Regions from separate parts of the Homo sapiens genome. Here region 2 is linked to region 1. A link is a loop called in an ENCODE intact Hi-C map of the cell type or tissue named here. Cell type or tissue: PC-3. All regions are shown on one strand.

The links. A loop is a pair of places that touch in the nucleus more often than their neighbours do. Peaks named below come from ENCODE experiments on the same cell type or tissue, not always from the same donor. Only the 100,000 strongest peaks of a DNase experiment are listed, where the experiment ranks them.
Region 2: a loop joins it to region 1, with 6 times the contacts of the local background. A loop is called at or near these places in 5 of 110 quality-filtered maps.

What each region holds. Positions count from the first base shown.
Region 1 is chr6:81,934,202-81,942,201 of GRCh38, forward strand. All of the region lies in intron 3 of LINC02542 (long intergenic non-protein coding RNA 2542), which reads right to left. Among named protein-coding and RNA genes, the nearest start is that of LINC01526, 120 kb to the left of the region's middle. RefSeq lists an enhancer at 3,448-4,647. In PC-3, no CTCF peak of the experiment used is centred here; DNase peaks (open chromatin) are centred at 3,280, 4,370, 5,140 and 5,450; H3K4me3 peaks cover 2,833 bases; H3K27ac peaks cover 5,271 bases.
Region 2 is chr6:81,992,715-82,000,714 of GRCh38, forward strand. The region is part of intron 3 of LINC02542 (long intergenic non-protein coding RNA 2542); the gene reads right to left. Among named protein-coding and RNA genes, the nearest start is that of LINC02542, 110 kb to the right of the region's middle. In PC-3, no CTCF peak of the experiment used is centred here; DNase peaks (open chromatin) are centred at 3,007, 3,837, 4,557 and 4,947; H3K4me3 peaks cover 1,424 bases; H3K27ac peaks cover 4,968 bases.

The sequences.
Region 1 (8,000 bases):
GTATTTCATATATTTGAAGCATACGTGATTTCTCTCTACATCTCCCACCCTCCCCTTGGGTGTCTGGCCTCTGTTAAGTTAGGAAAACAGAAAAATGTAAACTTTAGTGATGTGGAGAAAAGGACAGACTCTTCCCCTTCATACCGCACCACAGTTGTATTCTAAGGTCTAGGTTAGGTGTGTTACGGATGTTTCTCTCTGAGGGAGGGGCCTGAAGAGATCAGAGACAATGAACTCCAACCCCTACAGAAGCCTTGAGAGGCAGAGCAAAGTGCTCGCTGTTCTGTCCCTTCTGGTCTCTGGACTCTGTTTAGGAGTCACTTCTAGTACTAATATTTCTGTCAATGAAGAGACTCTCCCCATACTTCCTGATGTCACCCTGTGATGGCTAATTGTTTGTTTGTTTGTTTGTTTTAAGATGGAGTCTGACTCTGTCTCCAGGCTGGAGTGCAGTGACATGATCTCGACTCATTGCAACCTCTGCCTCCCGGGTTCAAGCGATTCTCCTGCCTCAGTCTCACAAGTAGTTGGAACTACAGGTGCACACTACCATGAGCAGCTAATTTTTGTATTTTTAGTAGAAATGGGGTTTCACCATGTTGGTCAGGATGGTCTCGATATTTTGACTTTGTGATCTGCTCGCCTTGGCTTCCCAAAGTGCTGGGATTACAGGTGTGAGCCACTGCGCCCGGCCGTGATGGTTAATTTTATGTCGACTTGGCTAGACAATATACCCAGATATTTGCTCAAGCATTATTCTAGATGTTTCTATGAAGATATTCTTAGATGAGAGTAACTTTTAAATCAGTTGACTTTGAGTAAAACAGATTACACCTCATGATGTGAGTAGGTCTCATCTAGTCAGCTGAAGGCCTTTAAAACAAAAAGCCTGACCTCCTCAGAGGAAGAGGGAATACTGCCAGGAGACTGCTTTGGACTCAAATTGCAGCTCTTCCCTGGGTCTCCAGCCTGCCAAACTACCCTGCAGATTTTGGATTTGCCAACCTCAACAGTCACATGGGCTATTTCCCTAAAATAAATCTTTCTTTCTGTATATATACACATCCTATCAGTTCTGTTTTGTCGGAGAACTTTATTGAATCTACACCCTACTTCACCAATTCTAAGATGTATATTTTTTCACACTTCTCTAAAATCATAAGATATTTTAAATTGACATTGTTTCCAGTGAAATATGATTGTTCCCAGTATTTGACAGAGTATTCGCCATTCCCTCAACTAGATATTACTTTGGAAATGCAAACTAATAGTTTGCTATATTGAGCTGAGTGACTGTAGTGTAACCACCATCCATGATTTGTATAGCCATGCCATGACTTTTCTCCAAGGATTTCAAAGTTCTATGCAGTTTTAAATAATTATTTTCCATAAGCCTGTCATCTAATTGCCATCTGTAAGCTCTGAAAAAAATATTTTTCCAGGGGATGCAAAACATGAACACTATGAGGGAGACAGAGCTTCAAAGCAATGCTTTGAAAGGGAAGGATAGGAAAATGGAATGGAATATATTTGTCCTCAGTTAAGCCTCATTGTACTACTTAAGCCCCACTTTCCTTTCCATACAGGATTATAGCATTCTAACCACCAACTGTACCTTCTTTATTCTGTTGAAAGAGGCAGTTTGTTTTTCTACCTGGTATATTTTCAAAAGAACTGGATAATTGGCCAATACCATAACAGTTTTTTGATATATCACTGTCTTGCATAAAACTAAGACTCAAAGGTAACAGTACGTCTTAAGTATGTGTGTATGTCAGCATCTCAGTACTTAGTATGTGCACAAAGTAGACATGGATAGTTGTGAATACATGCATGTCACTGAATAACCAGACAACAATGTGAAATGCTGGCAAATGTCCAGGCTTTTTTTTTTTTCTTTTTTGAGACAGGGTCTTGTTCTGTAGCCCAGGTTAGAGTGCTCATTGCAGCTCAACCTCCCAGGCTCAAACAATACTCCTACCTTAGCTTCTCGAGTAGCTGAGATTACAAGTGTGTACTACCATGCCTGGCTAATTTTTAATTTTTTTCTAGAGACAGGGTCTTGCTATGCTGCCCAGGCTGGTCTCAAACTCCTGAGCTCAAGTGAGCCTCCCGCCTTGGCCTCCCAAAGTGCTGGGATTACAAGCATGAACTACTGTACTCAGCCAGATGTCCAGGCATTTAAGGAAGCCCTTCAAATCTACATACTCAAAATCATCAAATAAGTGACTATTTGCCCCCCTTTTATTTATTTATGTATTACATCTTCCCTTATATTCTAGGTGCATGTGTGTGTATGTGTGTGATTGAGTAAGTCAGAGACAGAGAGAAGTTGAGCGAATGAGAGACAGAGATTGTCTCTTCTGGGTTGTGAATATTTTGAAGGTGGCTTCATCAAAATACCATAGGTTTAGTGCCACCATTTTGAATACTGCTTCTGCCACATATAGGCAATGTGACTTTGGAATAATTACTTAACTTTTCTCATCTTCAGTTTTTGTACTTAGAAAATAAACATAATACCTGCGTTGAAGAGTTTAGTGAGGCTTAAAAATAATTTTTGAAAGAAACAGGCGAAATTTTAGATCTCATCCCATGTCTCTCTCCTGCTGTAGCCCTAGGCACAGCGCCTTGTACTTGGAAGGTACTGTCATGTTTTTTGAATGAATCGCCAAGTGTCTTGACAAAAAACACACACTATTTTTGGCTTTCTATAAAACATGCAATAAATTTTATGGCCTGACTCTTTTGAGTACAAAGTAAAGAACCATTCATGATATGATCCCGTTTTACCCCAAATGTTTAATATTTTCAACCAGAGTCATCAAATCCAATGTATTACTTATGTTCTAGCCTCACTGTCCTATATAAATATCATCTTCATTTAGATGAAAACGACAACCATAAAACAAACAATACTGCAGATATTTCAGTTAAACCATGGAACTTACTTCAAGTTTATGGTATTACTAGTTTGAATTTTTCACAGAAGAAACCAAGATAGTCATTTCTAGTTTTTAAGAGATAAAAAAAATCACAAAACAGACATCTTCATGTCAACATTATTTCCCCTTTTGTTACTTTCTTTCCTTTCTTTTTCCACTGTCTTCTCCCCTACCCACCATCTGTTTGTTTGGAAGATCAATGAATGAATCATCCAACAGGCGAACAAACTCTGGATGACACATTACTTTAAGCCACATCTGAAATGAATTGAAAGTTTAAAAGGCCACATAATAACATCGATCAGTATACATGCTTTTCTTGTTGAAAGATAATCAGATGCCAGAAGGGCCCTTTGTAACACACTGTCCCAGGGACTATCAATTCCAACATCCACACATATGTTCCCCCCATAAAGCACTGGCAGCCATTTTGTACTTATTGACTGTGCCTCTATAATTCTTCTTCAGATAAATGATTCACCAGATTGTAGTAGCCCTTAGTCAGAGAATCACAACTAACAGCTAAAAGCAAGTGTCAAAACCAAGCAAATGAGAGAGCGATAGTCTCTTCCCACTGTTCCGGGTGGCAATGGAAAGAGTAAATCCTAAATAGACTGGAAGCTGAGAACAGACAGCCGGAAAGAAGGTAGGACGATAAGAGGGAAGAAAGAAAGTGTTAGTGGATGGATTTAGGGCCAGATTAGTTCAAAAGCCTGAGTAAAATTTCAGCTCTAAGTTGTAGAAACTGAGTGGAAGCTGGAATCCAAACAAGTACTTCATTTATTCAGTGGAAATATTTAACCAATACTCTATGTCAGGACATGTTCTAGATACTGGGGATATGTTATTAATCAAAACAGAAATGTGTAAACTCCTAGAAAGTATATTCCAGTGGGGGATGATAACAACAAACATTTAATGTAATCAATCAATCAATTACTCATAAAGTATATTGAAAGAGAAAGAGAAGTGCTGTAGAAAAATTAAAAATCAGGGCAAGGAGAATTGCAAAGGCCAGAGTGGAAGCTTCCATGTAAATGCTGTGGTCTTAGCAAGAGGATTAAATATCAATAATTCACCAGAAAACGGCAGAGTCACAAAACTAAAAGGAAACCATTATGTAACATAACACAAAGAGAGCAATTTCATGACAGTATATAAAAGGACTACTCACATTTTTCATCTAATTTAAAGAAAATATTTACTATGCATGTAACACCAGAGAAGCTCTGAAAACATTTCAGAGATAGTTCCTTGTCCATATGCTTCTTTAATAAAACACCTTTCTGCTAAAGAACACAGTTATGTGGACTTCACTTACTGGCAAGGTCAAAGTCCTCTAAAAGCAGTTTCGTTTCATCACTGTCCATGTGACTGATACTATTATCTTTGTTTTACAGGTGGGGACATTAGAATGTTGATGACTAAGCACCATGAGTCAGTGGTAGGGTTTATGGAAAACGCATGTCCTAGGCAGCATGCAAATGACTTCATCTTATGTGGGTTTGGCCATGTAAGAAGTTAAATTATCTCAGCAATTTTGTGAACTTGGCTTTCTTCATAATTATCCTTCTTCCCGTCTGCTGTCCCAAAAGACCTGGTTACTGAAGAAAGCTCTGTGAGAGCTAAGGATGAGTGTAAATGCCATGAAAACACCATAAAAGTATTCTGTAGGTGCCATGCCACAGGGTTCTTCTAATGAAGGAATTCAGGAAAAGCTTAGGCACTGCCAAAGAGTTTAAGTTCTCAAGTATTTTTTTTTCCCCTCTTAGAAAAGTGCCTTTTTGGCTGGCATTTCATAGGAAAATGACAAAGACTTTACAGCAAGTCCCTTATCTCCTTTCCTTTTTTAAATCTTTAGAACATGGTTAATACTATGTATTTGTGGTTCAACTAGTAAACACTGATTACACTTGGCAAGTGACAGCAATAGCAGCAACCCCACAAAACTTAGGCAATAATGATGGTTTCTTTAAATTTGGAATTCAAGATAAAATTGGGAAATGCATCAAGAAGGGATAAAGCTCTTTAGGTTATCTTATCACAGAATTTGAAATTTGTGGCCAAGAGAATGAAGTTAAATGTTTATTTTATACTACTTGATCATTCTGAAAGTTTTCCAAGTTATTTCAGACTAAACTTAAAGCAGGATATTGTGTGAATCAACTCTTAAATATTAATGTGGCCCTGCCAAACTGGTTTCCTTAAAACCTCTTTCATTTGTGTTACCCTACCATTTTCTCATGTAACAGATGAAGATAAATGTGCAATGCTGTTAGCCCATTTTGCTACTTGGATTACTAGGTTCACACATAAACACATAGAGAGAGCACCTAATTATTCAGGGCAAACGCCACTTTTGCCCAAGGCAACTTACTTTGTCTACCTATTACTCTTTTAGTGATCATTTTCTTTCCTTTGAAAAGTATCAGAATTGAAATACCAGGAATTCCAAAACAAACCACTCCTCCCTGTGTCATCCTTGTCCCGCTGCTTCTGATCTTGGCCCTCAAACCTAGTCAACGGCCTTATCAGAACTGATCAAGCTGACTTAGATTGGAGTTATTTTGATGAGAGCTTGAGTGTGTAATCAGATGTATGGATTTTTGCCCTCTCCCAGAAAGAGGTCAGAAACATGTGGATGGAGCCCTAAGGGGTAGCCTGGTCTCGTTTGAAATAAAATAAATTGGCTTCACAGTGGCCACTCTGACCTCTGGCAGTCTAATTTCTCAGCTGGATTATAACTAGATGCCCTACATACAGCTATTCTCAAGAACTACACAAGCCTACGAAAGAGAGAGAAACTTTTAACTGGTGAGAATGCTGGAGCTACATCTGTCCAGGAAACTGGTAACACGGTGACATCAACTGGGCTCCAGAAGTTTTGAGAACTTCCATTTGGCTTTGAGAAACAATTCAAGGTGTTAATTCTGACTTATAAAGCTGTCTGTGTTTTGGATGCTGGTTACCTTAGAAATGGCTCTAAGGCCATTTCTCTTAGCTCTAAGGCTGAAGAGTTCCCAGATTTACACTTCAAACACCCAGAAGCAACACCCTTCCATAAACAGACGAGATGGCTAGAATTAAGGGCTGCTTCAATCTCACAGAATTCTACTTTGTAAATTACAAATTTTACCCCTTGGCTTCCTTTACTGATTAGAAATATGAATGTGGAGAAAGTACCAATGTGAAAATTTTACCATCAGCAGATTAATATCCTTGAGTGTTAAAACATTTAAAGTCCAATCTTAAAAGAGTATAATAACAAATTCCAGTGTATATTTAAATAATGTTCCTGTTTATAACCCTAGCTATACAACATATTTATTCCATGAGATCATATATTTAAACAATTATCTTCTTACTGGCAAGTACATATTCCCATGAGCAATGAGATTTTAATAAATTAGATGTCATCATCTGTAAATACCTTGTTTTAAAATATGCCTTTCATTTATACTAGGTTTTTAAAAGAATTTGGCAGATGTTTCCTTAACCTCTTCACAAGATTGACTTAACCTGCATACACTTGTACCATTTTTACTATACCCTAATTATTCAACCATTGTTTTATTTGTCCAGAAACATCTGAACATGCTTTGAATAATCCAGACAGTGAAGAGTTGAAACTGTCTGGGGATTTAGCATAAGCTTTCTCTGGAACTAGCAGCACCATCAATGCTCAGTGCACCTCCTTTTAATATTCTAGTGTTTTAGGATCATTAACATTCCTTTCAGCTGCAGGATGTCTTTATAATTCTTTTTTTCACAGAGGAAAAAAACAGAAGCAGAATCGATTAAGAGGCTTACCCAAGGCCATTCAACAGATTACTGATAAAGGTAGAATTGGTGCATTATATCTCGTTGAAGAAAGCTTTTCCTTTTTGCGCATTTCTCTACCAACTAAATTAACCCATATCCTATCAGCAGGTGATGTCAATCTCAGAACACAAACTGTTCTTGCTGTTCCTGTTAAAATATATGTATGGAACACATGTATGAGAACACCATATAAAGGAACAAGAAATCAGTAGAGTGAGAGCCAATTCAAGATTTAAGTACAAGAGAAAAGTCCATAACTGTTCAAAATCGGACAGTTACTGGCAGCCTCAAATACTCTTGAGCTGGTATCAAAAGCAGAGAACTGCTGCGCCAGAATGCTAGGACAGTTCCTCATTCCCTCATACAAGCACAAGTATAGTCACCAGCATAAAAAGTCAAGATTGTTAGCAATGCCTAACCACCTAATTGCCCAAGTAACCGTCTTTCTTTTACAGGCCTCATTGTCTTGAGCATGAAGGAAGTGGCAAACCAGTGGGACTGTAATCTATTATCTGTTACCACTAAGAGCAGGGATGCATTGTGACACCAAGTGGGAAAAAAAGGCCAGAGAGATAGACATGGAGGAGACTCATCTGAGTAAGGCTGTACTAGACATTGCCTTCATCTTTCCTTCAAAAGACTGACTTACAACTGTGGGCACACTGGGGAGGGGAGCCAGGAGGAGATAAGAAAAAGAAATCAACTTGATAGAAGAGCTTGAATAGGTTGGGCAAGGAGTGATTTTACATAGAGAGTAGTTTCCTGGTCCTTGCTCTGGTCTACATGCCTGTGAATCAATTACACACACACACACACACACACACACACACACACGCTCTCTCCCTCTCTCTCTCTATCATAAATTAATTACTCCTGCAGATTATTGAATGAAGCCCATGCACAATGTGGCAGAATATGTGATAAATCCACCTGCCAGGACCCTTGGATGGTGCGTATGGTGGGTTGGGCAACACTTATCAAAGGAACAGCCGTCTTGTTCTCACCAAAAAGCACGTGAATAAAAGCCAATGCAAAATGAGCTGCAATCGTAACATTGTTTTACTAAAGTTAATCTGGCTGCCAAGTATGGTCCAAACAGCTTTTTGTTTGCTTGTTTTAAGCCCTAGAGCTTTTGGCTGTTGGCTTTTATGATTGAGATATCAATTTTGAGAAAATCCTTTAATTGTTATGCTTTTTAAAACCTTAATGCCCAGATACCACTCTAAAGGTTTC
Region 2 (8,000 bases), 59 kb after region 1:
ATCAAGTAATTCTCATTTCATACTATTACTCGACTGTAATAAAAAATGAAAAGCCATTCAATAAATTTTCTGAAACCAACACAATTCTTGTGACACAGTTTAATGTAAACATTTTTTAAAGTTTTAAGATTTGTCACTTGAGAAATACTCATGTAAAAATGAGAATAAAAACAAAAATAGAAACTTCAGATATATGGCCAAATTTACTTATAAAAATAGTCTTCAAGGTTTTATTTGAACTCAAAATGTCAGAAAATCAAGACAGAACCTAAGGAAAATTGGAAGAAAAAAATTGGAGAAGTTATTAAATATAATCAAGTAATCAATTACTAAAATAATTGAATAAATTTGAACATAATAGAAATGGATTGTAAAATTTTCAGTTATTTTTAAAAAAGATTTACACTTTGATAAACTTAGCAGAAGAGAAAAAACACAAACATTATTAATGAGAAAGCATATATAATCAAGAAACATGGGATTATTTAAAAGTATGAAAGAATATCATATGCAAATATTCCATACAAAATGTTATAGATATTTTAAAATATAAAATTATAAATATTGTGTGTAATGGACAGTTTGTGAGAAAATATAAATAATCAAGATGGACTCAAAAGAAGTGAAATATCTTAACAGGCCCATAGCTATGGACATTATGTTTTAATTTGAAGAATTGCCTTCAAAGAATGCTATAGAATCCAACAGTTTTATAAGCAAGATCCTTCAACTGTCAAGGAACAGATATTTCTTACGATCTATAAGCCATTTTGGAGTACTAAAACATTTGGAATGCTATTTTTAATACATTTAGTGAAGCAAAGCCATTCCCAATATCAAAATTTCACAAAATTAAAAGGACAAAGATGTAAAGAGAAAGCTATACACAATTTTGGTTAGAAACGCTAGGACTGGGCAGGAGTCCTAAGAAATAGAGTGTAACAGAACATTAGCAAATAACATTTCACATCAGTGGGAAAGGGTGATTTGTTAAAAATGGTGCTGAGATTCAGGTTCATTTTGAAATAAAATAATTTAGATGTATTCACATATACCAAGTTAAATAATCCAAATGAATAAAATTTAAGTGTAAGAGGTGAAAGTATAAAAGAACTAGAAGAAAATTTAGAAACACATTCATACCACTTTGGAGTGGGGAAGACATTTCAAACTATAGCAAAGAAGAAAACGTAAAGGGAAAAGTCTTCCTAGTAAGACTTGGGACTTTATCATTTCGGTCATATTTTTTTCTCTTCACTACTTAAAATTACATTCTTCTGCCTGGGAATATTATATTTTTCTTGTTAAAAATCATAACTTGCCTAAGTCTAGGTTTTAGTAGGCATAATCATTGCCTAGCTAAATTTCAGCTTTTCAAAGTTGAAAAATGAACCAGACGAGGAAGACTTTATGGAAAAAAAGCAGAAACAAAATTACAATGGAAAAGATTGACTAAATAAAAATGAAAGTTTCTAATACCAAAGATTAAATTAAAAGGCAAATCATAAACTATGAATGTATTTGCAACAAATATCACAGCGATAATATCCTTAATAAAATAAAACACAAATTTCCCAACAACTGAGAGTTCAATGAATTATAAATTATTTGCATAAAGAATTATTAACCATTAAAATAGTTTTCATGAGGAAATGGGCATGATTTTTTATTAAATGGAAGACTAATACAAAATCATATATCCATATAGATATATAGACATAGATATATCTCAATTCCAAATGCTTATATGCACTATATGTTCTCATTCATAATATACATCTGTATACCATATGTAAATTTATATTCATATGTTTAGACACATGCATTTATTCATTGTGGCAACAAAGCAAATATTAGTTTGCTAATATTTCGACAAAGTGATGTTGAAATTATAAATGCATTTCTTTTTATTTTATCTTTATAGATTTATCTACTTGAATTACTTTCATAATACAAAAGTATATAAACAGTTTTTTTAAAAAAAGCAATTCACTATCTGGCAACTACTCTCTCCCATGCTCCAGTGGAAGTATCTTCCCTGGGGTTCAATTTAATGTTACACCTTCAAACTTTATAGAGGGCAACATAAAAGGTACTTTGTTCAACATTTTACCTGGGTATTGCGTGATTTTGTGCTTAAAACACTGACTGCTGTGTTCCTCCAAACCACCTATGTAAGAAACTGCATGACAGATTCCTCCTAGAGCTTGGTTCCTGTGATTATTTTAACCAACAATAAAATTATATCCAAACTATTTCAGCTTTGCCTGAGCTACCAGGAAACACAAAGAGGCAAACTCAATGTCCTGTTATAAAAAAGGTTTTATTTTAACAGTCTAAAAACATGTCCTCTCTCTGTCCCTTACAGATGCTTGCTGCTCTACTCTTCTTTCTAATCCTACTTGTAACTTTTACATTAATATAGTTTTATATGGCACATCAAACCCCTTTAGGAAAAGGTGAATGTAAATTGTAAATAAAACATGACTTGGTCATTCTAAGAGGGGTAACAGAAAATGTTTCATCTGCTTTAAGTCATGTTGATGCATTACAGCATCATCTTAACTCTACTCACCTGAAAAATTTCCACATCTAAGCTCTAAAAACCTTTAAAAAGGTGGCAAATTGGAGAATAGCATAAAGCCATTAGATTCATGTAGTCTTTGTTTTTGTAGTGAGCTTATTAGTGATGGCCTTTTGGTTTAAACACTGCCTTTAAGCCTTCGATCCTGGATGCCACCAGGTAATTCATGTTTAAAGAGTCCAAAAAGAAGTATGCACAGTAAAATCATTATCTCCACAATTAATACTTCCACATTACATCAAATAAATATTGTAAAGCATTTGCCACGTGCTGAGACTTGCTGGGCAGTGGGAATAAATGGAGACTACCAAAAGCACTGGACCTGCCATGAAAGAGCACAGTATTCCTCTTCTCTCTGATCTGGCACAGGGCATGATCTTTGTTGATTTTGTTCTTCCATGTCTTACTCTCTGAACCATGATGATGACTAAATTCTGAATCTAATAGGAATCAGATTTCAGATAATTCCCTAAAGCAGTCTGCCAACATTGCAGTAAGAGCAATTAAAGGAATCAGGAAAGTAGAATGCTGCTTTCATTTCATTAGGAGGGTAATATTAATCTAATCTTTGGACAAAGTGAAAAACAACATTGGATAATTACTTTTCAGTTGAAAGATTTCACACTTAAATTTTTTAAATTCCCCCCAGTTGAATAGTTTATATCCACTACTTTCATTCCTCTCTATGCTCCCATCTCTTAAAGTAATCTGGTTTGGCTCCTCCTTCTTCACTGAACCTTCCCAAGAACCACAAATCTGCATTGTTGCTATCCTCAAAGGCCCTTTTTCTGTTTCTGTTTTGCCCTCTTTCTCCTTGCATTCCTTGTAGTTTTTAACATGTTTCATCTTGAAGTAATGCTATCAACCTCTGGGATGAGGCAGCATTTCCTGAAGCTATTCCTTCTTGTTGGTCACTTTGATGACTGCTTTTGTCAATCCTTCCCCACCTCCCCAAACACAGGCTTTTCACAAGGTTGGAACCTTTGCCCCCTCTCTCAAATATTCATACTACTTCTTCTGGAAAACTCATTGACTATTAATACTTCAATTATCATTTCTATATGTATGCCACCCAAATCTTTAGCTATCAAAGATGCAGGCCCACATCTCCAAAGACGAAGTGGTTGGTTCGCATAGACATCCCACCATTGCTTTTAACTCAATATATTTAAAATAAAATTTCTCATCTCCCCTAAACACACACTCACTCGATGACTATTTTGGTTCATAGGCCTCTCAAGCACCCAGACCTCATACCTCTGAGTCATCTCTGAAAACTGTTACTCAAACCATCAGGTTTAACTCAAATACTCATTTGAATTAGTTAGCTTGTTTTTTTGAGTGCTAAGTCTTGATTTTCTCATCTGTAAAATGGGGTTAAAGTAGAGGTCAGATGAGAAGGTCAGATCACAGGTGTGACTGTAATCAAGAACTTAGACTGCCGCATTCATACTGGATGCCATGTGCATATTAAATTGTTTCACTCAGGCCAGTACATGACATATAATACATACTCAATAAATATTTGCTGATCAAAAGAACGAATGAATAACTGATTGAGTTAATGTGACCTTTCCTTCTTTTGAATTCCTATTGCATTTACTGTCTGCTATATCATCCATTTGACTCAGATTATATACTACTCAGTCTCCTGTTAACATTTTAACTATATTTGACCTGACTTCTTGGATAGGCATTCAGATTCTTCAGATTAGACACCTAACTTACCCTTCCTTGTGTTTCTTACAGGGCCCAGCAAAGTCCTTAGACATAGCAGGCATGCACTACTATTTGACTTTATATCTCATTTATAAGTCTTAAATGTATATCAGCTAATTTTTTCCAGTAAAGGAAAGTGGTACACATTATTTTGCAAGCACATATTCTTGAGGCTTTTTAAATTTGTGACTCATACCTTGGTTCAGAAACTAACACTAAACAGTGATTTTAGTGGCATGATGAAAGAGGGTTTAGTCAGGCCTCCTCACTTTTCAGATTTGCTTCAGTTCAGCCATAAAATTCCTTCCCAGCTGTATACCAATAGCCAGGGGCATTTTTACCCCGATATAAAATGTAATCAAGCTGCTTCTAGCTATGTTAAAGTAATCTATATACTGTGGAATTACAACTACGCAGCATGCCAGAAATAAGAGAATTTTTTAAAATGTCTTACTTCACGATGGCATTTCTACACTCAAGCAAACAACTTTCCTGTCTTTCTTCCTCCTCTCTTAAAAAAAAAAACTTGCTCCTCAAGGGGAAAAAAAACAGTACCCACACACTGGCCAGCAGAGTAATTATGATGAAAGGGGAAATATGTACGTGTCAAACAGCACAGCACAGCTTGGGTTATCTGGTCTCTATGAAGAGAACTTTTCAGTTAAATGTGAGTGGGTGAAATTGCTGTGTCACCCACAAAAGTATTTTCATTACCAATTTCCTGGCAGACTTTTACTCACAGCTCTATCTTTATTACTCTGAATACTGGCACATTAAATATCCTAAGATCTAATAAAATAGAAATGAATGAATGATGGGCACTTCCCAGTCACATATGAGCCCAACAGGGTTTTGCATCTCATAAGTTACAAGTAACTCCCATGGGCCAGGCACATCAGAGACAGATTAGTATAATGGGCCTAAAGACTCAGTACATTTACCAGCTTGAGTGACTCTTTAATTTCTGTTTCTGAAATAAACTTCTCCTAGGTGTGGTTTTGACAGTTTGTGCTCCCTCAAACTCTCCTAATATAGAACTTTTAATATAGAGTGCTAATGGGGCAACCATGAAAAGTATGGATTCCTATATAATAGCCCTTTATTAGTTTTCTAGGTCAGCTTTAACGAAGTACCACAAACCGAGTGGCTCAAACAACAGAAATTTATTGTTTCACAGTTCTGGAGGCCTGAAACCTGAGATTAGGGTGTCAGCAGGATGTTCACCCCAAAGGCATCAACCTTAGAAGGATGGTTCCAGGTCTGTCTCCTAGCTTCTGGGAGTTCCTTGGATTTGGGGAGCCTAACTCCAATTTACACATGACATTCTTTCTGTGCGCATGTATCTCCATGTCCAAACTTCTCTTTGTTATAAAGATGCAATCTTCACCATAACTTGATCATCTACAAAGACCCTGTTTCCAAATAAGGTCAAATTTACAGGTACTGGGAGTTAGGACTTCAATATTTTTAGAGGGGACAGAATTCAAACCATAAGAATCCCCATTCAGTCAGTGTGGTTAATCCCAATACATGAGGGAGAGCAACAAAAGTCAACCTTAGCAACACAGATAAACAAGCAACATTGGTATTTGAAGCCACAGAAATGATAATGCCTTCCACTCTTCTGAATCATAATTCACATTTAGGTTAGATCAAATTTTGTTTTTTTTTCCTAAAAAGTAAGCAAAACTGTCTAAAATGAAGGAACGATGACTCCTAAATAATCATACAAACTAACTTTTCCCATATGAATCACCATGAGAATAAAAACTGGAGCATTATCAGCTATACATGAAGATAAATGGACATCTTATAATAATAATAAGAACAACGAAGGCTGGGCACGGTGGCTCATACCTGTAATCCCAGCACTTTGAGAGGCCAAGGCGGGCAGATCACCTGAGGTCAGGAGTTCAAGACCAGTCTGGCTAACATGGTGAAACCCTGTTTCTACTAAAAATACAAAAAATTAGCCAGGTGTGGTGGCACGCACCTGTAATCCCAGCTACTCGGGAAGGCTGAGGCAGTAGAATCACTTGAACCCAGGAGGTGGGGGTTGCAGTGAGCCGAGATTGTGCTCTTGCACTCCAGTTTCGGCAACAAGAGTGAAACTCCATCTCAAAAAAAAATTAATTAATTAAATAAAATAACAACAATGAAAACAGGGAGGGATGTCAGCAAGATGATGGATTAGGAGATTCTAGATGTCATGCCCCGCCAAAACACCAATTTTGGTAACTACCCATGGATGAGTATATCTTTGTGGGAATCACAGAGTCTAACTGATATTTCAGCACTCCAGGGGAACACAAAATCCAAGAGTGGACGCACTGAAAAGGCTAGACATAAATCCTATTAATCAGCTTTCACATTCCACCAAGAGGTTTGCCCGCAGAATGACTCACCTGAGGACCATCATAATCAGCTGACACATGCCTCCAGGACCCCACATGCCCTCCCCATGGACAGTACCCTGTGCATAGCCCACATAAAATCCCATTCATAGCACACATATCTCAACAGAAGGTGTGGATCTTAGCAGACAGCTCAACCCTGCTGATTTGAATAACCTTGAACATTGCCCTAGGAAAAATAAATGGGAGCCTCATAGCACCAGACCTGGTGTTGCAGAATCCAGAGACAGCACACAACCCCTAAAATTTCTCCTCTTATAGAGAACAAGAAGAGTAAAATTGATACATCCAGAAAAAGTCTGAGAGACTCCCAGAATCTCTAGCTGGGCTTGCTGGTGAAGGTCTTTCTCTCTTGAAGCCAGTCAGTAAAGAGTAGAGAAGACGATTACTTCTTCAAATGCAACAAGAGTAACACAAGTCTACAAGGAGCACAAAGAATCAAGGAAATATAGCAGCACCAAAGTAACAAAATAAAGCTCCAGTGGACTAACCCCAAAGAAAGGGAGATTTATAAATTCCATGATAAGTAAATCAAAATAGCCATCCTAAAGCTCAGTGAACTATGAGAGAGTGCAGAACACTAGACAAAATCAGGAAAACAATACATGAAAAGAAAATCGGAAGTTCAATAGAGACAGAGAAACCACAAAAAAAGAGCCAAACAAATTCTGGAGCCAAAGAATACAATGTCTAAAGTGAAAAAAAGAATAGAGAGCTTCAATAGAAGAATCAGTCAAGTAGAAGAAAGAACCAGCAAACACTAAGACAGATCATTTGAAATTACCCAGTCAGAGGAACAAAGATAATAACAATAATAATGAAAAGAGTGAAGAAAGCATATAGGACTTATGGGACACTGTCAAGCAGACCAATAAGCATATCATGGAAATCTCAGAAGGATCAGAGAAAAAGAAAAAGGCTAGAAGGTTATTTAAAGAAATGATGATGACCGGGTGTGGTGGTGCACACCTGTAATCCCAGCACTTTGAGAGGCTGAGCAGGGTGGATCACCTGAGGCCAGGAGTTCAAGACCAGCCTGACCAACATGGTGAAACCCTGTCTGTATTAAATACAAAAAATTACCCAGGCATGGTGGTGCATGCCTGTAATCCCAGCTACTCAGGAGGCTGAGACAGGAGAATCACTTGAACCTGGGAGGCAGAGGTTGCAATGAGCCAGGATCACATAATTGCACTCCAGCCTGGGCAACAACAATGAAACTTCATCTCAAAAAAAAAAAGAAAGAAAGAAAGAAAGAAAGAAATGATGACACAAAACTTCCC